2 separate regions of the Mus musculus genome follow, and region 1 is linked to region 2. The links are chromatin loops, found by intact Hi-C in ENCODE. Cell type or tissue: left cerebral cortex. All regions are shown on one strand. Links, peaks and the distances in the headings refer to the core of each region. The heading gives the core; the rest is flanking DNA.

Region 1 (12,370 bases), core at 2,319-10,318, 78 kb before region 2:
CTGCTGGCTTGGTAAGAGCAGTTTTAAGATTGCTTTTCTATGTCTCTTTTTTTATGCTAACTAACAAGCCAACATGTTGAGTTAGTATATCCCCATTAATATCATTCATTATTTGATATTTAAAAATATTTATATTCCATTGCCTTGTTCTCTAATTGCATTAATACTGTGATAATTATGTCCCCAACTAAGTGTTTCTTTCCTATTTATGTATTTATTTAAAATAATTTTCACATATCCCAGGCTAGCCTTGAACTTGCTACATAGCCAAGGATTACTTTGAAATCCTGTTTCTCCTATCTCCTGGGGGTCAGAAAGATGGACATGTGCCACCATGTCCCATTTAGGAGGTGCTGTGGATTCAATCTAAGGCTCTGTGTATGCTAGGCAAACACTCTGCTAGGTGAGTTACATCTTTAGGTTCAACTGGCCAACTAACTTTAAGGCACAGCAATAGGGCTCCTATTTTACTTCCCATCTCTTCTTCTATGGTTCCTAAAAGAATGTTGAACACATAGTGAATAAAAAAATGTTGAATGAGTAACTGAATGACTTACAAAAACAATATAATACTAACATTTATGGAATGCTTAGTATATATAAGGCACTGTGCACAAAAATGAAATTTTTACATAAATTATCTAATTTTTCTCCTTACCACAGTGTTATATAGTAGAAGTTATTTCCATTTTCTAAATGAGGAAGCATGCACATTTAAAAGCTAAGTAGGCTGTCAAGATCACACATAATAGTAAAAATCAAATTTTAATTGAAGCCATGCTTGTCTGATCTTAAATTCTATTTCCATAACTATGAATGTTTTTCCTAATTTTAACTATACATTTTATGTACGTCAGCAATTCTTATGATCTAATGATTAATAGGGCTTATCTGAGGAAGCTTTTACAGAAATATTCAGGCTTTAGTCCTGTATCAGACCTTCTGAAGCAGAGTCAATGAAGTCCTTTGTGCAGACAGAGGGCAAGATAGAAGGAAACGTTACCTTGCAAACACTACGGAGGTTCTAGTGGACAGAATAAAATCAGAACGGCAATTTTTATACTGAGCCATTTGTAAGGCAATGAGCAACTGGGCAAATACATATGCTCTGTTGCAGATCTACAAACAATAGCTTTTGACTATTTCTGAAACCGTAGATGTTTCTGGAATAGATTGCATGACAGTCAAAATAAATGGGGGTTATGGATTTTATTTTTGGCTTTGTTTCATTTTGTTGTTTTAACAGAATCTGGTGTGCTTTAGGCTGACCTTCACCTTCCTATGTAGCTGAGGGTGACCTTGAACCTTTGATCCTCTTCTAATACCTCCTTAGTGCTGAGATTAAAGTTGTACAACTGGATGGCCAACACAGACCAATCTTTTTTTTTTTAAAGATTTATTTATTTTTATATAAGTACATTGTAGCTGTCTTCAGAAAACAGACCAGAAGAGGGCATCAGATCTCATTACAGATGGTTGTGGCTGCTAGGACTTGAACTCAGGACCTCTGGAAGAGCAGTCAGTGCTCTTAACCACTGAGCCGTCTCTCCAGCCCAGCACAAAACAATCTTAAGGTTTCACATTGAACATCTATTTTTGTAGTATTTGATAAATAACAATCTTAATGTTAAGTCAGAAAACTGGTCTAAATTTTTTCCTGGCCTTCCCAATCTTCTTTTACTCATCTACTTATCCATCCATGCATCTACCCAAAAGTTATTAAGCAAAACTAAGGTGCCCCGCAGTGTGCTCCATTCTACAGGTACTCAAGGAAACAAGTTTGCTGTGACGCACGTGTTCAATGAGCTCACAGGTCATGGGGAATAGAGACCTTAAATGGGCAATGCAAGGAGGGTGTGGGAACACACGTCATCTAACAGAAACATGGGAGCAAAGACAAATCTCCCCAGAGCGAGTTTCAGTTTTATTTGGGGTTTTGGTTTGGGTTTTGGTGTATGCTTGTTTGTTTGCTTGTTTGTTTCCTTAAGACAGGGTTTCTCTGTGAAGCCCGAGCTCTCCTGGAACTCTGTAGGCCACCCTGGCCTCAAACTCAGAGATCCACCTACCTCTGTCTCTTCAGTACTGAGATTAAAGTCGTGCGCCACTGTGCCAGGCTAGAAGCTACTCTTAAGCCATGGCCTACATGATGATCAATTAACAAAGGCTTAAAGGGTAAAGAATGAAGCTGAATCATGTGGAATATTATATGTTATGTATTTCACTTGAGCCTTTAACCTAAAAATAAGAATAGGGGCCACTGGAGCAATTTGGGTAAAGGAATAATGTGCATAAATATATTTTAACGAGAGTTTTAAAGCTGTAGTGGAAGAAGTGAGTGTGAGCGTCGCACGCGAGAATTCCCCTTGAATGCCTTAGCAGTGGACTTTTTAAGTCACCTATGAATAAGCAGTAAGTGAGGTGGTAATGCGGCAGGATAGTAGGACAGGGACATGAGGGACTATCTTCTCGAAGCTGTCAACTGTTAAGGAATCTCACAATCACCACCACATTTCTAGTAAAAGGCACATCTTAACAGCCTTGTACAACCTGCGGACCCCTGGTTTTACCTGATCAGGTTGCACTCTTACCCAAGGCTCCTACAGAGCCATTCCATTCTTCTCCTTATTAAAACGAAGAAAAGAGACAGAGGAGTGGTGTTCCCTTTGAAACACCTTGATGTATATAATTTCAAAAACCTCCAAAATCTTATATTGAGCTACCACTAAGGCATTCAAGGGGGTTTCTCGCATGAGAAGCTCAGGCTGACGCTCACAGGTGTATTTCATCCTTTTCCTGAGCACTTTTCTATTAACACCCCCAAGGTCAAATCTGTGTCAAACACTCTTCCTGATAAACTCCAACTCTGCTTCAAACTGACTCCATCTGAAATTCTGCTTGCAGTCGAAAACCTTGGCTTCATTTGAGTGCAGGTCTCTGAAAAGAACTCAGGTTGCTACTGGTGGCATCCTAGTGCCTTGTCTCCTTCCAGAATCCCACTGTCTGTGACAGGGCACAAGAGTGTAATCAAAAGTGAAAAAGGAGTAGAGGACTTATTAAGCAGTCACAAATCCCCGGGTTGAATCCACTGATTTACTGTACACACACACACACACACACACACACACACACACACACACACGAATAAAGTTCATTCAAAAATCATGGAAACAACGGTGCCTTGAGATGGGCAATGAGTCACGGTGTTTGTTGCCTCCCTGCCTGAGTGTGATCTCCAGACCCCACAAAGTGAAAGCACACCATCGGCTCTCAGAAGTGGTTTTCTGACCTTACACATGCCCACTGAGAGACGCATAGATAAATAATAAATAAATAATGTAAACATTAAATGACAACAGCAGCAACACAAAAACAAGCCAGATGTGTTGCATACCTGTCATTCCAGAACTCAAGCAGCTGGATTTCCACAAATTTGAGGCTAGCATGGACTACAAGGGATATTCTAGGTCACCAAAACCTGGAGCTTTTTTTTTTTTAAATGTTTACTGGAAGCCAGACAATCTAAAAAATCCTTCTGGATCCATACACCTCAGAGTTGGAGTTACAGGCAGGGGTAGAGCATTTAGCTTGTATGGGTGGTGGGATATGAACTCTAATCTTTATGATTACACAGCAAGTGCTCTTAACTGCCAAATGATCTCATGATCTCATTGGACCCTTCATAAAATTCTTGCAAAGCAAGTAAGTGACATGCATGTAGTAACTATAAATACACTCAGCATACCATATGTAAGCTAATTCCCTAGCACTGGAGACTGAAACAAGTGTGTGTGTGTGTGTGTGTGTGTGTGTGTGTGTGTGTGTGTGTGTGTGTATGAGAAATTCCATATGCCACCAAAAATAAAGTTTTTCAACGATATAAAAAATTCTCTAGATGGTCCATCCTTTCGTCTCAGCTCCAAACTTTGTCTCTGTAACTCCTTCCATGGGTGTTTTGTTCCCAATTCTAAGGAGGGGCATAGTGTCCACACTTCAGTCTTCATTCTTCTTGAGTTTCATGTGTTTGATCACAGGGCTCCCAATGGAGGAGCTAGAGAAAGTACCCAAGGAAGTAAAGGGATCTGCAACCCTATAGGTGGAACAACATTATGAACTAACCAGTACCCCGGAGCTCTTGACTCTAGCTGCATATGTATCAAAAGATGGCCTAGTCGGCCATCACTGCAAAGAGAGGCCCATTGGACAAGCAAACTGTATATGCCCCAGTACAGGGGAACGCCAGGACTAAAAAAATGGGAATGGGTGGGTAGGGAAGTGGGGGGGGGAGGGTATGGGGGACTTTTGGGATAGCATTGGAAATGTAAATGAGGAAAATACCTAATAAAAAATATTTTTTAAAAAAAGAAAAGAAAAAAAAAAAAGAAAATCAGGATACGGAGGGCATCCTCAGCCACACAGTTCCAGTCCAGCCTAGGATGCAAGAGTCCTCATCTCTGCAAGTGAATAAACTGAACGGGGGTGTAGTTTAGAGGCAGTTTGTAATGAGGGTCAGAACTCAGTCCCTGGCCCCAAGAATCTTCATTTGCTTAGATGTTTTTGAGAATTAAAAGCTTCAGTTTTGAACAGAAAAACAAATTCTGTGATATATTATTTTGAATGTAAACTATAAGAGAGTATTCAACATTATCTTCCATTTGTGAAGTCTGTATGTGTATTTGTATAAGTGTGTGTGTGTTTTACAATTCTATATTCCTAAATACTATTCTTTCCCACCTAAAATTTCATTTTATCTTAAGTGATGGTACCTTAATACAATACAATGAATAAGGATGGCGATGAATTTCAGATTCTGTGAGAGAGCAGAGAAAAAGTGTTTCTATTGGGATTTTCAAGTGGTGTCACATAGATATCCATCTATTCCATGCATTTGAATCCATGAAAAGATTTACATAGAGATTTGGAATCATCAGCAGAGCAGTTGATTGTAATTAAATGGTAACTGAAGCCTTAAACACTAATGGGTTTGTAAGGAAAGCTGTGTGGGGAGAGAGGAGACTTCCCTAATACTGAATAAGGAAGAACAGTATTATTAAGGAAATAGATGATGGAAGACCTGCTCTCAATGGCAGAGAGAGAAGTTGGGTAGGGGGAGAAGGGAAGAGAGATGGGAGAGGGAGGGAGAAAGAGAGTGAGAAAAAAGGAAAAGGAAATCAAAGTAAAGGACACAGGTAATGGGAATTTTTATGACACAAAACAGGAAGACTGCAAGTAAAAGTGGTCAATGGGGACACATGCTACTGAGATACAATAAGATTAAAGGGAAAGATGAAACAAAAGAGTATCTTTTATATTTAGCAATGAGGTCTTCTTCTGGTGGCCTTGAAAAAACACATTCAATAACGTGAAGATGGGAGACAACATTTCAGAGGCTGCAGGCTCAGGACAGTTAAATATAGTGGTTTAAATATATATTTCATCTTTGCTTTCCTAAAATCCCACCGGAAAGAAAAAGAATAAAAATGACCTTAACCCACAAAGACAAAGAGAAAGAAACAAATAGATGCCAACAATGAAGAGACTATCCACAAATGTTTGGAAGCTAGAAAAGGACAGATGTGCAGTAACCAACAACAGAGCAGACAAAGCTGGATGGAGAAGCCAACAACATCAAGCTGATTTAGTGACACAAAGCTGAAAGTTTGCATGAAGAATAGCTAGAGCCCCAGATCCACTCAAACGGCCTGCCTTTTCCTCAGCCTGGCAGGAGATGTGAGGTTTACTTCGGCAGAATCTTGACATCTTATTTAAAAAAAAAAAAATCTGGAAAGACTCAGACTTCTTCCCTGCTTGGCTCCTAGAATGCTGACAGCTGTGCTTATATGCTTGTCCCTCCTCCCCCGCCCCCTGCATATACACCCCCCACTCGAAGCAGGAGACTGCAGGATTCCTTCCTAGAAAAAGAGACTCAAAAAGAAACACCTACAGTACTGACAGTTGAGAGCCCACAATAAAAAACTGGCACTCCGTTTGATAATTCTACAGTGAAGTTCACCAAGCAACAAATTGCCCCCACCCCCTCACAGCTTCTCAGCACCTTTCAGTGCTAAAATGTAAAAGGAAGTCAAAAGTTTAGCAGGTATTCATGGAAGTACAGCAAGTAATGTAATGGACCTGGCAGGAGAGGAGCTATTCCACAGATACTTGGGCCTCTCACTTCAGCTATCAGAGGACTGAAATAAGGACTTGCAAAGACGTATCATTTCCCCAGGAATCCCATGCTGGGACTAGGATCCCAATCAGAGGAGGAACTTGCCTCCTAGAAAAATATTTCACACAGTTCTGATACCTTAATCTATGTATATTTCCTGACTTCTGTTTCATCTTTGCTATAGCATTATTACACTTGAATAGAAAAGACTGAAAGAAAGCTGGGCAGTGGTGGTGTATGCCTTTAATCCCAGCACTTGGGAGGTAGAGGAAGACAGATTTCTGAGTTCAAGGCCAGTCTGGTCTACATGGTGAGTTCCAGGACAGCCAGGGCTACACAGAGAAACCCCGTCTCGAAAAACCAAAAATAAATAAATACATAAATAAATAACAAAAAGAAAGAAAAGACTCAAAGAATCTAAAAATCTTTCCTTGGTTCAGCTAAACTGGCAATAAATTATTTTTCATTTATTAACAACTTGTCTCCTAAATGCTTTTTTTGTTTGTTTGTTTGTTTGTTTGTTTGTTTGTTTTTCAAGACAGGGTTTCTCTTTGTAGCCCTGGCTGTCCTGGAACTCACTTTGTAGACTAGGCTGGCCTCAAACTCAGAAATCGACCTGCCTCTGCCTCCCAAGTGCTGGGATTAAAGGCGTACACCACCATGCCCAGCTTCCTAAATTCCTTTTAAAGGAGGCATATTTATGGATCTAAATGCCTATTAACAAAGGAATAAACTTGGAGAAAACAGGATTTCTAAAGAAACAAGCAAATAGTTTATGTGCACAAAATAAGATTAGAATGTTAAGAAAGAAACAAAGATCAAGAAGTTTCTGCTCTGATGAGGGCTGAGAGATGCATTGGTCTATGGGCATAGCAATAACTCACTGGGAGTCATTATAATACTATCTTATTTAGCACAGCAATAGTAAATTCTCTCCAAGGGATTATGACTTAACTAACCACAGGTTGTTGACCCCAGTTCTTGGTCTCATTAATGATTCCAGTTATGGCTCCCATCTCCGGAAGCAGGCCTTTGATGCAAACCACAGTGATTGGTTATAGCCACAGAACTTGTGCCACTATTGCACCAGGAGGTACATCCTGACAGCCCAATCCTTATTGTACCTCGACTCAAGTATGTGGTGTCTTCAGCAATAAATTCTTACCACCAAGTTTTGGAGGGTAACCAAAAGTAACAGCAAGAGTCTGTAATGTCCTGAAGGATCTATGAGATCTCACTGACCTGGTAGACAGACAAACAGACAGATATGCTACCACAGTAAGTTTCCATATGATGTTTTCTAGCAGTAGACAGCAAGCAATCAACACAGAGACTCACATCCCTAAATGGGATGCCTATATCATATTCCTCTCCTCAAGGCTCATGGATCTTCAAGGAAATGTAAGCATACAAATTTTAAGAGTCTGAAGTACTGAAGCACTTCAAACAAACTGTTTTCTGGGCACAACAGGGCCTCCTGCACAAATGAAGTCAGAGCAGTTCTAACATCATGCATAAGGCATGTGTAAGCTCAGTACAGACAAAAATCTCAGAATGGAAAAGGGAAGATGGGCATGAAGTCCCAGCCCCAGCTGAGGAGCTATTTGCATTTGATAGCTGCTGAGAAAGGGCTTGTCAGGTTTCTTTAACAGTGTAACCCCTGGTCGATCAACTCCATTTCATGGCAGGCCTCATATTCAAGACTATCTGGGTAGCACAAACTGTACATGATCAGTTAACAAAAAGAAAAAAACACAAAGCTGGGTAGCTAAGGAGGTGGAGGTGACTATGAGAAAAGTTTGGAGAGAGGGTGAATATGATCAAAATATACTGTATGAAATTCTCAAAGAATCAATAGAAGATTTTAAAAAGGAAACTCTTGGAAATAAAAATGCAAGTGCTAAAAGTTTAATTTTATTAGCAAGACAGAAAGAAAACTAAGAAAGCCAAGGGTGGCAGTTCGTACCCATAATCGTAGCACTTAGGGGGCTGAGGCAGGATTATTGTCCAGTATTTGATGACAGTTTGGGGTAGAGAGTAAGTTCCATGCCAAGGGGCTAAAACTGAGAGCCTGTCTCAAAGACACAGAATATCGTATCCTTGCTCGTGTATGGAAATGTTTTTCCTGCCTTTTCCTCTAACAATTTCACTGTCACAGGTCTTGAAGATAAGATTTAAGCAAGGTGAGAGGTGTGGGTCTAGTTTCATTCTTCTACAGTGGACACCCAGTTTTCAACTCACCATTTGTTGAAAAGACTGCTTTTTCGCCCCAATATGTATTTCTGGTGTCTTTGTTAAACATCGGGTAGCTGCAGTTGTACAGGTTAATACCTGAATTTTTTATTCTAATTTCATTAATTTATGTTTCTGGTTTTTTAGTCAGGAATCATGTTAGTTATTTTAATTAATATGGCTCTGTAGTACAACTTGACCAGTCATTCAGGAAATAATGTGAACAGTGGATACATGGGATCTCATGGAATTAAAAGGAACTTGTATAGCAAAGGAAATAGTTAAATGAGTGAAGAGATAGACAGACTAGGATAAAACCCTTTGCTCACTTTTTATCTGTCAGAGGGTTAATATCTAGAATATCTTCAGAGCCCAAATTTTAAAAAAAGCCATCTAGGTATGGTAGCACACACTTAATATTCGAGTGCTGGAAAGGCAGACTGGTAGATCCCTGAGGCACAGTACCCAGATACCCTAACCTACGTGGTGAATTCCAGGCCAGTGAGAGACCATGTCTCAAAACCACCAAGTGGATGGAGACTCAGGAATGACACCTAAGGTTGTCCCCTTCTTGCCACATGCACACACATACAATTATGAGTAGGAAAACACATGTTCACCTTCATAATACATACATGTATACAAACCATTAATCCCAAAAATAGAAAGATGAAATGCAAGCAGCAATAATCATGAAAAATGTTCAACTTCACTAGCGATCAAAAAGTACAAATAAAAACTACACTGTGATTCCATCTTATCCAAGTCAGAATAGTATCCACTTAAAAAGAAATAATAAATTCTGGCCAGGATGTGGATAAGAGAAAACCCTTATATACTGATAGTGGGAATGTAAACTAGTAAATTACTATGGAAATCAACATGGAAGTTACTCAAGAAGTAAAAATTGGTATGACCCAACTAAAACACTCCAAGTCACCATATCATAGACATTCTTATACATTAATGTTTATTACAGCACTATTCACAATGTCTTAGTTATAGAACCAACCCAACCAACTTACTCTAGTCAGTACTTTGCACTAAGTACTGTGATTCATCCTTGGTTGTGCAAATTTTCTTTACCATAGTTTTGAAAGTGAAATATAGGCATGAAAAAGAGTAGAGATGGTTGGGCTGACTCAGGTATAGGATTTTGTCAGGGTGATTAGTAAAAGGGCAATGGGAAAGGGGATTAGGAAAATATAATAGCTGGAGTAATAAGTCATAAAGCCCAAATAAACTTAGAACAAAGTAGAAATAGGTCACTAGTAAAAATAGGAAATAATACAACTTAATAAAGAAAAGATGTATTTGAATTTAAAAAGAGGCTGTGTTTAGAAAACGTGATGCTTTAACTTATGGCTGTGATTTTAAGTGATGATGATGATGATGACGATGACAATGATGATGATTGCCTAGGAAGTGAGTGACCTGAGTTGGAAGTCTCTGGAGAAGATGTCAGAGAAGGTGAATGGCTAGGTAAGCATATTACATAGGTTAGCTGTCCAAGTGAACTCACTCAAAATGATGGCAGTACCAATGGGAAGATCATGAGCTTAAAAACAAGTCTTCAATGAATGAGAGGGGAATATGTAAAGAAGACCATATCTGGACTAATGGGTTACTGTAGCCCCTTGAATAATTGGTGACTAATTGGGTAATGATTTACTTTAGAGCATAGACTCTGGGCCAATAGGTTGATTATTAATGATTCATGAGTTCTCTGATACAAGGTTCATGACATTAACTTTCAAAGGACAAAGAGATTAAGCAAAAGCCAAAGAATTACTTCTCTAAGGAATTTATGCAAGAAAAAGCTAAAGGCAAACAACAAAAACTGTACATACATCCACACACATACAGACAACAATAAATGAACTCAATGGGTTTGGTAGAAAGAAAGAAAGAAAGAGAGAGAGAGAGAGAGAGAGAAAGAGAGAGAGAGAGGGAGGGAGGTCGGTCGCGTGAAGTATGGAGAAAAAATTAGCATGGGGGATAGGAGAGGAATTGGAGGCAAGATAGTGGGGGCGAAATTGATTTCAAAAAAGTAAAACCATGCATAGGCTTAGGAAAGGCACATCCTATCAGTGTAGCCCGGAGTTTGTCTTCCCACACACCACAACTATCACAGATTGCTCAAGACCTAGCAGGAAGCTAACGGCAGGAGGTAGCCCTATGTTTGGCTATGCATTAAAAGAGCTGGCAGGCAGCAAAGACAGAGAAAGGGGTCCAGAAATCTGCAGGGTGATTTGTCACTAAGGCTCAATAATTACCTAGCTGGTAAAAATCTTCAGGTGGCAGCTACTACACAATGCCTGAAGAGAATTAAGTGACTTTATGCCAGCCCCTTTGCACAAGAGCAGGCATTTCAAAAGAACATCAGGAGCACACATACCTCTCGGCAATGTTTTTTGCAGACTGCAGAAACCGTGCTTGGTCATTTTCCTTTAGGATATGCTCAGCTTGGTTGATGAGGACTGTTGACCGCTCAAGACACTGGCGGCAATTAGCAACCTGCTGTGCCAACTTTCTCAGTTTCATAACCTTAAGAGAATTGGTAGGAGAAAAGATGACATAAAACATACTGCGCTTAATTAAAAACAATAAAACAACATGAAGGAGATCTGCCGTAGTGATTCTAAAAATAACGGTAATTAATATCCCATGAGCCCCGAAACAACTGTTCACCTTCTCACCCTGCCTGCTAAGTCTCTTGTCCAAAGTATAACCTGTTCACTTACATTGCATTCAGCCATCTACCCTGTTATCTACAGATTCAATAACATTGTTTTGATTGTAAAAGCAATGCATGTTAATTATAGAAAAATTTAAACACAAATGTAAAAAGCAATTCTACCACCTGGAGATCATTATTGTTTACATTTTATTGGCAATGTATTTTTACATATATTTAACAAAAGTACCTCATTTTTATTTATGAGTAGCTATATTTACATGTATATATTTCTCTAAGTGCCTATATACCTACCACGATGTAATTTTGGAAACTTCAGCTCATTGTTACTTCCAACCATCCAGTATGACACAAAGTACTGATCATTAAGTGAGCCCTATAACTTTACACATTTACCATGGCCTTATAATCATTATCATTTACCAGCAGCCTAGACACATCTAGAAGCTGCATGGCCTCACCTGATGCCTTTGACTCTTACTCTTTAGCTCCCTGCTTAGAAATCTGCCATTCAGCTGGGTGATAATGCACGCCTTTAATCTCAGCACTCTAGAGGCAGAGGCAGGTCTCTGTGAGTTTGAGTCCAGCCTGGTCTACAAATCGAGTTCCAGGACAGCCAGGGCTATTACACAGAGAAACCCTGATTCAAAAAACAAACAAACAAACAAGCAAACAAATGAGAGAGAGAGAGAGAGAGAGAAAGAGAGAGAGAGAGAGAGAGAGAGAGAGAGAGAGAGAGAGAGAGAGAGAGAGAGAGAGAGAGAAATCTGCAGTTCTTTGACTTGGCTCTATTTCATCTATTGTAGCTAATAAGTTGGATAAGATCATTTTCTCTCTATCAGTTATTATGCTTTTCCTTTCCATGTTCTATCATTAGTCAGGCTTACATCTTCCATAACTCATACCAGAAATCGCTGTAGGTCTCCAAGCTTTCCTGGCTTCAATGTCATCATGTTCTGATCTACCATGCATACCTCTACTATATCAGAATGCATCCTTTTACAGAATCATAATAGTTTCACAACACTTTTTGTAAGTTGGTCATATTTCTTCTGAAAACCAGATTCATGTTTCTACCATCATTTCTTTGTTTTCATTACCTTAAAATATAGGAGAGAAGAAGCTAGAGACAGAGTTCAGTTGTTAAGAGTAACGATTTCTTTTCAAGAACACCCACATACCAGCTCACAACTGACTATAACTCCAGCCTCAAGGGATCCAACAGCCTCTTCTGGTTTCCAAGAACACTGTATGCACATGGTGCACAGACATAC
Region 2 (12,370 bases), core at 1,965-9,964:
ATTTATTCATTTATTTTTATTTTTATGTGCATTGGTGTTTTGCCTGCATGTATGTCTCTGTGAGGGTGTCAGATAGTGGAGTTACAGACAACTGTGAGCTGCCATGTGGGTGCTAGGAATGGAGTCAGTGCTCTTAACCAGTGAGCAATCTCTCCAGCCCCTCTAGTGTTTTCTTTTAGGCTGCCATCATACATTGAGAGACCTCAGAACTGGAGGTTGATTACTGGCTAGGACAGAGAACTGACCCAGTTCCTGACTAATAGGCATTAAGGCCTACTTAGTATTTTATAGTTCAAGAATTGAATGCTATTCCCCTCTAATAAATGGCTCCTAAACCTACCACTTTGAGCATTTTATATAATTCAATCATCATAAATATTAAAATGAATATCAAAAATAACAAGACCAAAAGTCACAATCTGCCTAAAATACAAAAGATTAATGAAAGTGTGATCAAAATACATTGTAGAAATGTATAAAGATTTCACAGAATAAAAATATTATTTAAAAATGATTAATCAAGGTAACCAAAAATGGATTTGCTGAGGTAACTTAAAATATTTGACAAGAATTTTAAGTATGATTCATAATGCAGATTACACTGGCAGAGCTGTAAGCCTGAGGAACAAATGAAGAAGAACCTTATTCACCTAGGCTACTAGTGCAAATTTTCATCCATTTTAAGACTGAACTTCTAATCCTCTGTTTTTTCAATGATGCATTTTTAAATATCTGGTGATTTTTAAAGTATTTAGTGTCCTACTGGGATGGACAGTCATTTCTACTTTTCCATAATAAAACTTGTAATATATGTATGTAGGGCACTCTATTGAATGTTAGGCTGTGAGGACCCCAAGTTCTGATCAGTAACAGGAGACAGAAAACAGAGGCCTATTTGAAAATCAAGCTTCCACTCTCCTGGGAACCGCATGGATCCTAGCAACACTGAACAAAAGGCTACAGACGCAGTGATAGAGGAATCTGAACTATAAACCATTTTTCTATCTCTGGACTGTATACACATACACACACACACACACACACACACACACACACACACACACACTTTGCTCTCCTAAGTCAGCACTGTCTTCCATGCCTGCACTTTATGTTCCTATCAGAGCAAATTGCAAAATATTAGGAGTTTAGGTTTCAGGAAGAGTTGTCATTATAGAATGGGTTTGTTTGTTTGTTTTTTATCAGATCATCTGGTCTCTGTAAGAGGATGATGCAGAGCCAGAGGATACTGTTCATCATCAACCAGAGGAGTCTGACCTGCAGAAAGAGGCTAAGACAAAGCCCAAGGTCAGGCAGTCAGGGTGTGGTGGAGAAACAAGAACCCACACTTTTCTAACCCAGTTACACTAAACCAACATCGTAGTGTATATACTCTATTCAGGCAAATAACACATGGAGAAAGTGATGGTGGGATGGTGTCACTTCTTTTCCCCAAATGCCTCTGCCATGTTTATAGGCTTTCTGGAAGTCTGACTATCAAAAATGTTATGTGATTTTATGGTCATGAAAAAAAAAAAAAAGATGAAAAAGGTAGCAGACAGAAAAAGCCACAGAGCACAGCCTTCTACAGTGCACAGAAAACTTTCTGCAGTTTTAATCTATGAAAATGGATGGCGACAGGATTCTTGGCCCTTGAAGGTGAGAAGTGGGAAAGGGCACTAACAGTCTGCCCAGGGCAGACAATAGAGTGGGATTGTCTTTTCTTGCCACCAGTCATCTGAACTTCTCACTTGATGCTGTGACTCAACACACAGAGAAGCACTTTTCTAGCCTCCTCTGTTACCGCTCAGTGATGAACACTGTATTTGTTGAGGATCCAGAAATACACACAGTACAATATCATACTTTGTATCCAATTTTCAAAAAAGTGACTATATTTAGGGCTAGTGAAACTGCTCAGCGAGTAAACTTGCTGACAACCAAGACTGGTGGCTGGAGTTTGATCCAAAACACTGATGCAGTGGAAGAAAAGTGTAGATTTCCACAAGTTTTCCTCTAATCTCTGCTTGTATTCTATGGCACACATGCATGCTCATATGCACGCACATTCACACAAATAAATAACTGTAAAAATTTAAGTGAGTGTCTTATTCTATCCATCATAAACATGTCATACCTCATACTTTAATGATAGAGTGTGTCGAGTCAGGACCCTCTGCTTAAGGAGGCGTGTCAGAGACACAGCTTTCTTTTGCACAGAAGACAGGACAAAAAGTCAATACTAAATGGACTTGGAGCACCCTCAGACACCCTCGGGCCTCCTCTAGCAGCTGAGTCCCATTGCTAACATCTAGAAATTTAGCAAGCTGTATAAAGACCGAATGACAGTCAAGTAGTTATCGCTAAAAACTGCCATCTGAGACTTAACTGTGTGCCGCATCCCTGTCTTTGTCTTTAGGGGCTCTACATCCATGTTAAGGAAGAGAAAGTCTACTTCTAAGGAAAACCTGACAACCAGAGACAATATTCTTCACTCTTCATCAAGCCAATGATTCAAAATGCATTCTTCTGTAGTTTCCTTCCTAATTGTGGTGTCAGCAGGTTTTATGGGAGGAGAGAATGGAAAGGCTCACCACTCAGGACACTGCTTGGATGCAATTATGACACTCCACTGGCACTATTTTAAGACCTGCAGGTTGGAGCAAGTTGCCCTGTTTTTAGAGGAGGGATTAACCAAACCAATTTTATCTAAGTCAATTTGCGCTGTTCAGATGATATGTTTGTGAAGCAACCAAGCCACTCATTTGCAGCAAGTGCCTCTCAGAAGTGGTCTTGCAAGGTACAACATGCTAAGCAGGAATCCCAGTAGTCATGAAAGTAAATAGGAGAGACAGCTCTTCATGTGCCATAACCCTCTCTCCCTACTCCACACATCACCCACCCTGACTGCATCCTAGCCATGGAGCCATGGAACTGTAAGTAGAGTTTAGCATAGGGCAAATATGAGCCCAAAATACTGGGTCAAGGGCAGGTCCTCACTCAACACAGACAGCAGAGGCTTCTGTACATTAAAGGTGCTTTGAAAAATATTGACTCACTGCTGCTAGGTGCTAATTTTGCTTATATAGCCAGACCTAAATGTATCTATATTACTTTTATTGGTCATTAACTAACTCCCCCCATGTAGACTAAAAAAATGGGTGAGGTTGAATATTCAAATGAGTCTGACTCACATTGTTAGGGTAAAGTGTAATCAATATGATTTATGACTCGACTTAAAATCATCACCATTACTTTCTATGCCTAATTGTATATATGTTTCCATTCAGTTGCATATACATTCATGAAACAAATTGACTTAAGATCTAAATTACAATGATAATTTGAATCTCAAGGGAACTAATAATGGCAAATTAGGGTTCCTGTAAATTAGTGTTCCCATTTATACCCAGTCAATCCAGTAACCCAATAAAGGATAAATGAAGTGCTTTCATTGAAGAGTATAATGCTGAGGTTTATAGAATCCTTTTATCTTCAAAGGACCAAGCCAATACTCACAATACCCAGTACACAATATTATGCCTTTTATGCAAGTGAAGCAACTGTGAAAGAGAGGTCATACAAATGTCTAAAGGCCTTAAAGCCAATGCAACGTCACATCTGGAATGAACTCTCTGATCTTCTTGGCTTCCAGGCTTGTGTTTCAACCACATGAAACGAGTTTTGTAAGGAACAATCACGAGAAATCTAATTCATATTATGAGTCTGTGTTAAGCTAATTGATTGAGCAGGAATATATAAAAATAGCAAAGATTGATTCTCCCTTGGGGCAGTGATGAGCAGAGAGGAGGAGGTTAAAAAAAGGTGGGGATGCTGGGATAGGAATCTAGGGTACAGCAAAAGCTCCCCAAGCAGAAGTGAGCAAGAATGTAAACTCTCCATTTAGCAACTCCATCTTCTATTGGAATAGTGTCAGAGATCTGATTCGATTTCAGAGAGGAAATGGAATGGGATTAAAGTCAACTCTTGTGGTCCAATTCGAGAATCAGATTAATTAATCCCCACACAATAGTTGTGTACTATTACAGTTTCCAATGTCTTGCTTCATAAATACTCCTCCTTAGAGACAGACACACAACTAATGCCATTCAGCAGCCCCACCCTCCAAAATCTTCAAAAAAAATCAAAGTGATTGAAAAGCAAGAAGCCGCATTGCACAGGTTGACAGAGAAAAGCTGAGAGTGCAGGAACTCTGGTGGGAGATGTGGGGGCTTGAATAGAGACAGTACCTAAGGAGTGTGGAAGAGTGGGGAAAGTGAAGAGTCCAACAATCCCTGGATCCTAATTTCCTCCTCTAAATCGAAATGCCTCCTAAATAAATAAATACTATGCTGCACGTGAAGTGCGAAACAACCCAAGCCAGCTCATAACCAGTAATGTTCCAGTAATTTTTATGAGCCCGGAATGGAAAAGGCTCCCCTGTCCCTGCTTCAGTCGCAGTGTGTCCTATGGACACACTCAAGTTTTTCCCTCTCCACCCCCCCCCCCCCCACGGGGCTGCTTTCACAGCTAGGCCAGAAATAAAGAACCACCCAGACAGAGACCTGAAGATCGTTTCCCCAGCAGGGAGGAAAAGGGGAGGGAGAATTAAGTTTCTCCCGGGGTTCCCGCTCGCAGGGTGTCCACAGAATCTCAGGCTGCTGCGCCAGCACCACTGAGCCAACCGCCGACCTCGGGGCGCCGCCCGGGCCGAGGACGCCGTGGATTTCGGGAGCGTGGGAAGGCGGCTGCGCCCTTTCCCAGACTTGCGCCTAGGCGCCACGAGAGCTGAGCCGCTCCACTGCTTTCTCCCTGCTCGGCCTGGCCAAGCGGGAGGCCTCGGGCCGGTCCCCAGCCTGGGATCTAGGAGTGCAAACTCCTTCCCAGGAGGGCAGCGGCAGGAGCTCGGGTCACAACAGTGTGACAGACAACCGGGGCCCTGCCATTGCCGCCAGGACCCCGTCTCCCCCCTCTTGCCGCCCCCCCCCCCAAGCCCAAGTGTCCTCGGCCAGTTCCAGCCCCGGCGGCACCTGAAGAGCAGCAGGAGCCAGCCAGGGCCAAGCCCGGCGCGGGCGGCGACACTAGCCACCCCACCACCACCACCATCCCCCCGGGCCTCGGCGAGGGGACGCGTTTTACCCATATTGTTCCCGGGTGCCAGCCATCTCCTACGCGCGCCGGGGAGCGCCGGGCGCTCGCCGGCCTCCGCAGCAAGCTGGCTCGGGCTCCCGTGCAAGCTCCCGGGCCGCTGTCGCTGCTGCCGCCGCCGCCGCCGCCACCACCACTCTAGGCCGCCGCCCGCCTTCGCCGCTGCGGCCGCCGCCGCCGCCGCGCAACAGCCGGGATCCGCCAGCCCGCGCGCCCCACGGGGGACAGCACGGAGACCGCGACGTTCCCGCGTCTAGGTCTCCCGGGCTAAACTTAAAGAGTTTTCGCCTCTCGGTCCAGAGGCAGCACCATGACACCACCGCAGCACCACACTGTCATTTCCGCCGCAGCAGAGGGAAAAAAAAGGCAATCCCTTCGAAAGGAGGGTGGAGTGGGGGCAAGCAGAGCCGAGGCTGACACCCTACGGGAGCACGGGGAGGGGCCGGGCAGAAGGGGCGCTGGGCCACCTTCCTAGGCTCACCTTCCGCCGCCCCCGCCACTCCCAACTCCCCGTGCCCCTCCTCTGGAGGCGCGCTTACATGTTTTCTCCCCTGGCAGGAGTGACCAGAGAAACCCGAGCAAGCAAAGGCAGTGGGTGGGTGGGGTTCAGATTACTACTGTACCTACCAGCTGATTCCAGCAGCCTTTTCTCCAGCACCCTGTCATCTTGATGGAAGACACAGGGAGAAGGGGCCTGAGCAGGCGCGCACGAGCGTGTGTGTGTGTGTGTGTGTGTGTGTGTGTGTGTGTGTGTGTGTGTTTGCGCGTCCACGACCGGGTGGTGTGTGTGAAGCGCAGAAGGAAGACTGTGGCCAAACTCTTCACCCACCTACCTCCCTTCTACATCCACAAACCCCCAGATGAGAGCAAGGAGAAGGCTGTTGCACTCGCCAATGAAAAGAGTGTGCCTGGATCCTCCTCACAGGTCCTACTGGTGAAGCTGTTGTATGCAAAGTTAACTAGAGAGTAAAACAAAAATAGTGGAGGAGACAGAGAAGGGCAGACAATTGAAGGAAACCCAACCCCTTTTTCTTTTGACAAAGGGAGAATGGCAATGTTCTATTGGACTTGGGCACAAGTTGTTCAGGTGGATTAAAGCCACTAAAAGTGTATGGGGTAAGGTTTCTTTTGCACCTTCAGATCCTTGACCAATACAAAAGGGTCACTGCCAAGAGGACAATGAGGCAGATGCTAGCCATCCAGAATACAATGTCCCTAATAAGATCCATTTGGAAGCCAGGAGCCTCCCATTGGTCTGGATACAGCCTGTCTTTTAACCTATCACTGGCTCAAAGACTACCACCTCCCCCCAACACACACACACACACACACACACACACACACACACACACACTTAAAAGGTAGATGAGAGAAGGAAGCCACCTCAGAGGATATTCTTTCTAGCTCCACTCAAAATGAGGAAGGAATAAAGCAATCCGAAACAGCCCCTCTCACATGGGCCTCCCATTACTGTGCTTGGGAACAAATCCAGAAAAAAAAATGAAGGTAGATGGGTGTGTCTTATCAGGGAACCAATAGCAGTCAGCCAACAGCACTGTTAAACAAACCTGCTAGAGAACACTGGAGTGGAAATGAAGGGAAAAACCCAACCACATTACCTAAAAGGAAGTACAGCACCAAGAGATGTAAAAGTTAATGTGTCATATCCAAAGCACAGACAACAAGAGCAAAACCAAACAAATGAGACTACATAGCACCAACACCTACACAGCAGAGTACACAACCGACACATTGGGAATGGGAGAAAATGTTTTAAAACCATATATGCATGATAAGGACTTACTGTCTAGAATATGTGTTTTAAAAGGGGCAGAGAACTTAAATGGGTATTTTTCAAAAATAGAAAAATAGCAGATAATAAGATATTTAATGTGACTAATCATCAGGAAAATGGGAAATAAAACAGTGGAGATGTGTTGTATTTGGTTAACAGGATTATACTGTATTCTTGGACAAGGTCAGATGGGTAAATTCTCTACCATAGGACCTTTGACTCAATAAAACACTTGATTTCTTTTAAGTTCATGAGTCAGAAATCTGCTGATTTGCTGGGCAAATTCACCACACAAATATTAGAAATAATTATATATGTATATTTTATGTGTGTGCATCTATATTTACATTTATTTGGAGTCAGTCTGCCTGCGGAGAGACCCAGGTTGTTTAGTAACTAGGAAACTAAGGGCGATACGTCTAGTAGTGTGAAAAGGGACGTAGGGATATTTGTGGACAAATAAGTATTCTCAGTAAAGATACCTCTAAAGTTGATTGCACTGGTTATCTGGAGGACAGGAATAGGAAGGAAACAATGTTAACTTTCTGCTACTGTGATGAAAATCTGAGAAACTACTTAGGAGGAAAGATTTATTTTGGATTATGATTTCAGAGTTTTCAGTCTGTAGTCACTGGTCCTATTGATTCTGATGCTATGGGGAAGCAGAACACCATGATGGGACTGTAAAGGAACTTGCCTCACAGTAAGGAGGGAGGAGAGGGGAGGACGGGGAGGAGGAGGGGGTGGGAATAGGAGTTCAGAGTCCCAGTATACCATTCAAGGGCACATACCTAAGGGCCTACTTCCTATAACCAAGTCCCAGCTCCTAGTTTCCACCACCTCCCAATAGTCCTTTAAACCATGAATGCATCAGTGGACAAGTCAGTTGATGAGGTTAAAGCCTTTGTGATTCAGTTCATTCCCAAAGGACCCGCTTGGAACACCCACTGGTACAGAGTGGGCAAGTTGGCCTTCAACACATAAGCTTTTGCTGGGACATTTCAAACCCAAACCATGACAGGTAAGCATCCAGCACTGTATATGTTGTTTTGCATTTCTCAAATATTTTATTGACCTCTTAGAAACAAATTTAAAGGGTAAGGAGCATTGAGATAGGAAGTAGAATGGAGGATGCTAGGGACCAGTGGGAGAAGGAAATGAAACATCCTTTAAAGCGTACATGGTTTCTGTCTTGGATTTTTGAAATTTTTCTAGAAATAATTTGTTTTGTGAATGTATTTAATGCTACTGAATTGAACACTAAAAAGTGGTTAAAGTGTCAAAGTGTATGTTGTTAAAAAGTGAAAGATAGAAGTAGCACACTGGACAACTATAGATTATTCCACCTGTGGAAGATAGATCTTCGAGCCTGGTAACACCTTGTACACGATTCAAACCTAGAACTGAGATTAGTTTGTATGGAGATCTTTCAATAACTGCATATTGTGCGTTAAGAATGTTTTATGGATAGGGCATGGTGGTATATGCCTTTAGTCCTAGCACTAGAGAGGCAAAGACAGGTGGATCTGAGTTTGACGCTAGCCTGGTCTACAGAGTGAGTTCCAAGACAGTCAGGAATGCACAGAGAAACCCTGTCTTGAACACTAAAATTAAACAAAAAAAAAAGGAAAGCTTTTTGATAGTTTAGTTTAAAACAAAACAAAAGGTATGACTACAAAAAGAATGAGTCACAAATTGAAGTGAGAACTCAGTTGCACTACAGTCTCACTTGGTAAGATCCCCCACAGTGCAGTGAAGACTATTCTAGAACATAACGGAGTGACCACTTTCATTAGGGTGTACCTGAACAAAGCTAGCTCCATCTTGGTGGAGCTAACAGTAAAGGAGGTTTGATTTTAATGGCTTTTCTCACCCATTAGAAATGATCCCACCCTTTGTATTTTAGTCCATCTCCCCTGCACCTGAGTTTCCAGTGCTTCAGAGTCTCTGGCTTAAGAGAGCCCTGCACAAAATACCCAACCCTGCCTCTCCTCCCTAGGGAATGTTCTGGACCTTTCCTTTCCCCTCCTCACGACTTAACAGCTGCTGGGTTCCTTTTACAAAGGACCTTGCTAAGTGATTAAGGAATTCAATCAACTAACTCAAGCTAAATGTTAATAGCTTCATTTGTCTCTCTATTAGGAGATAATATTTTAATTTTAACAGAGGCCTTCAATGTATTAATTCAAAGGAATGACTAATGGCTTGTGTGGGTGGGAGTGGGGGATGGGGAGATTTTGCTAATCACATCACATAAGCAGCTGCTTTGAAAATATCCCCACTTTCAACGGTTTTATGCAAATTGCTCACTGTAAATTTATTAAAGTAAATGTTTTGTATCTGGCATGAGATGCAAAATTGGCTGGGAGTATGTGATGAAATTATTTGTTTATAATTATTTAATGGTTACCTTTGTATATAACATATGTTGATCCTATTAACAAAATAAATCTGGGCCCATAAAAAAAATTGTTTGACAGATTCAGCTGGAGGTGTTTAATTGAATTAGTCTGAAGCTGACTCACCACACCACAGGCCTGCAGTATGAAAGGGACAGCTCATCGGGCTATTTTTTTTCCAACTGAGAATGTAAGGGGGAGGGAGTGGCTGCAGATACTTTCTTCAGAGAACAGCACAGAGGCCAGTCTGTTCCACAAGGGAAAAAAAAATCACAGAAGGCTGATTTTGTTGTACAAGAACATCATTGCTTCTGCAGAAGGGGACCTTATACTGCTCTCAAAAGAAGCAGCTACTTGTCTGAAATCCAGAGGTTGACCAAAAGCTTCTCTAAGCAAGCAGCTCTTAACAGGATGGTGAGAAGAAAAGCACTTTCGGCACAGTCTTGTCAATAGGACACTGTTCTAAAACTCCAGTGGTAAATGCACTCCACAGTCTGCTTGAAAGAGAGTGGTTCAAAATAATTATGTTCCTACTGTGGAGAAATAGCATGTGCCTGGTGCATTTTATTCTTTCATTTCCACTCTGCTACCGTTTTCATGTTTTATAACTTTTCTGAGTTGTTCTAATAAACATGTATGTTTGCTCTCTGCATTGCATTGGTCCTAGAGGTTTAATGTGCCATCAGGGCCAATCTAAATCTTACCACCGACCAGGTCTTCCCAATCAACAGTGTCGGTTACTTACTGTCTGGCTTCCACAACAACACACCTTTCCTGGTTTTCCTACCACCTCACTACATGTTCCTCAGGTTCTGTTGTTTCTTCCTCCTGTTTTTCTATCCCTGAAGACTGTATCCCACAGAGCTCAGGTCTGGACTCCCCTTTCCATAAATAGTCACTTCAGTGGGAGACCCTCTAGTCCTATGATTTCCAGTGTGATCCATATACTGATGGATCCCAGTGTGATTCATATACCCAGTTTTATTTCCCCATCTCAGATCTCTTCCTTGGGTCCAAGCTCTCACATGAATCTCAGTGCTTTCCGGCTCCAGTTGCCTGCCTAATAGGCAATGTTAAGAATATGGCCAAAAAGGACCTCTCACTTTCTATGCCCATTCCATTTCATTTAGTGGTATCACCCAGCTACCTAAAACAGACTCTGGCATGCCATCCTAGACACTTTCCATGCCCCAGCGCCCAACATCTAACTGGTAATCTAGTCAGGTTTTCATTTTCCCACTTCTGGCCCATGATCCTTTCAAAATGGAAATCTAATCATTTAAAACCTCAACCCCTGCTACAAACTCTGTCTCCTCTCATTGCCATTAAAAGAAATTGCAAATTGCAAAAGGTATAGCAGACCTGGCAGTAGCCATTCTCTGCCAAACTCTCCAACTTCATCTTATACAACTCCCATCCTTGCCCACAATAATCCAAGCACAATGGCCTTCTAATACCCTTGAAAAGACACACGGAGGCTGGTGAGATGCCCTTCCAAAGGTCCTGAGTTCAAATCCCCAGTAACCACATGGTGGCTCACAACCACCTGTAATGAGACCTGATGCCCTCTTCTGGGATGTCTGAAGACAGCTACAGTGTACTTACATATAATAAATAAATAAATCTTAAAAAAAAAAAAGACAAGACACACCACTCTTAGACACCCCCAAGAACATCACATGCTCTTACCTCTCTTTCAAATTGTACTTCCTCCCACTCTCCATAAGTCTGTCCAATGTCTTCTCTTAGATTACAGAGCACCTGATCAGATAATCCTTTCTGATCACCCCACCTAAAGTAGCACCATCTCCAGCACCCTAGTCCTTTTTATTTTGGAAACTTATCACCAGATATAAAACAACACATATGTTTATTTTATGCCCTCATATATTCATGCACAAACACAAATATGCATTCCATGAGAGTGAGAGTTTTGCCTATCTATCACTGGTCTATCTCCAACACATCAAACAGTACCTGGATCATAAGTGCTAAGTTTTGCCACATAATATAAGTAAATTGATGAAAGACTATGGTCCAGAGATGACCTTTGCAACCTGAGCTAGATCTACCCTAACTTTCAATCCATAGTGAGAATATGGAGAGACTCTTTTGGCAGAACTAGTACAGTCATAACAGGCTCGTGGTGGGAGGCCAGACACATGACTCAGAGCCTCAAATGCAGATATTCTAATTACTAAATTGGCTCTGTAATAAACTCTACCGCCCCTTAAGATATGAACTGATATTTTGGGGGGTGGAAGGATTTGGTCAAACACGTGTAAGAAAAAAAAATGCTACAGACTAACTCAGTGACTCATGGCACATATTAGCATTTGAAGACTCTAAGAAGTTCTGTCAGAAATAAAATCTATTTGTCCTTTGTGTAATATTTCCCCCCAACATGTTTGACCATGAAACATTTATAGTCTATCCACTGGTTACCATATCACAGGGGGATAGCAAAGTAGTCCATAGTATAATGCTTATTTAATATGTGTAAGACACTGAATCCCATCTCTAACACCACAGTAAAACACATCTTACAATATCCAACCTTGAAAGAACAGTTTTTGGAAGCACTGTCATATAGATAAAAGAGGAGTGTGTGTGTGTGTGTGTGTGTGTGTGTGCTGGATATTGATCAACATTAAATTAAGATCTAATCTTAATTTATTAACACTAATAAATTTATTAATACTAATCAAAAGATTCACTTGTGAAATGAAGTAGAGCGGGGTGCAAATTTAAAATGAGGTAATGAGGGGGCTGGAGAGATGGTTGAGCAGTTAAGAACACTGCTGCTCTTCCAGAGGTCCTAAATTCAATTCCCAGAACCTGTATGGCAGCTCACAACCTTCTATAGGATCCGATGCCCTCTTCTGGTCTGCAAATGTACATGCAAACTAAACATGGATAGCCATAAAATAAATATTTAAAACGAGGCAAAAATTGAAGACAGCAATCCTGTTAATATAGACCTATTAAGAGTAAAGTGACCTACAGTAAGTGAACAGAGTTGCTCTGAATT

The links. Peaks named below come from ENCODE experiments on the same cell type or tissue, not always from the same donor. Only the 100,000 strongest peaks of a DNase experiment are listed, where the experiment ranks them.
Region 1: it touches region 2 in a loop (2.3-fold over the local background); 2 of 42 quality-filtered maps call a loop at or near these places.

The regions. Positions count from the first base shown.
Region 1 is chrX:140,736,895-140,749,264 of GRCm38, reverse strand. It overlaps Mid2 (midline 2), which reads right to left. Exons shown (of 10, transcript NM_001358366.1): 5 at 10,797-10,945. Among named protein-coding and RNA genes, the nearest start is that of Eif2c5, 33 kb to the left of the region's middle. In left cerebral cortex, for the core only: no CTCF peak of the experiment used is centred there; a DNase peak (open chromatin) is centred at 5,817.
Region 2 is chrX:140,658,045-140,670,414 of GRCm38, reverse strand. Mid2 (midline 2) reads right to left here and starts at 5,459. Exons shown (of 10, transcript NM_001358366.1): 1 at 5,137-5,459. The coding sequence starts at 5,140. In left cerebral cortex, for the core only: no CTCF peak of the experiment used is centred there; DNase peaks (open chromatin) are centred at 5,306, 5,490, 5,747, 9,593 and 1 more place; H3K4me3 peaks cover 1,559 bases; H3K27ac peaks cover 1,124 bases.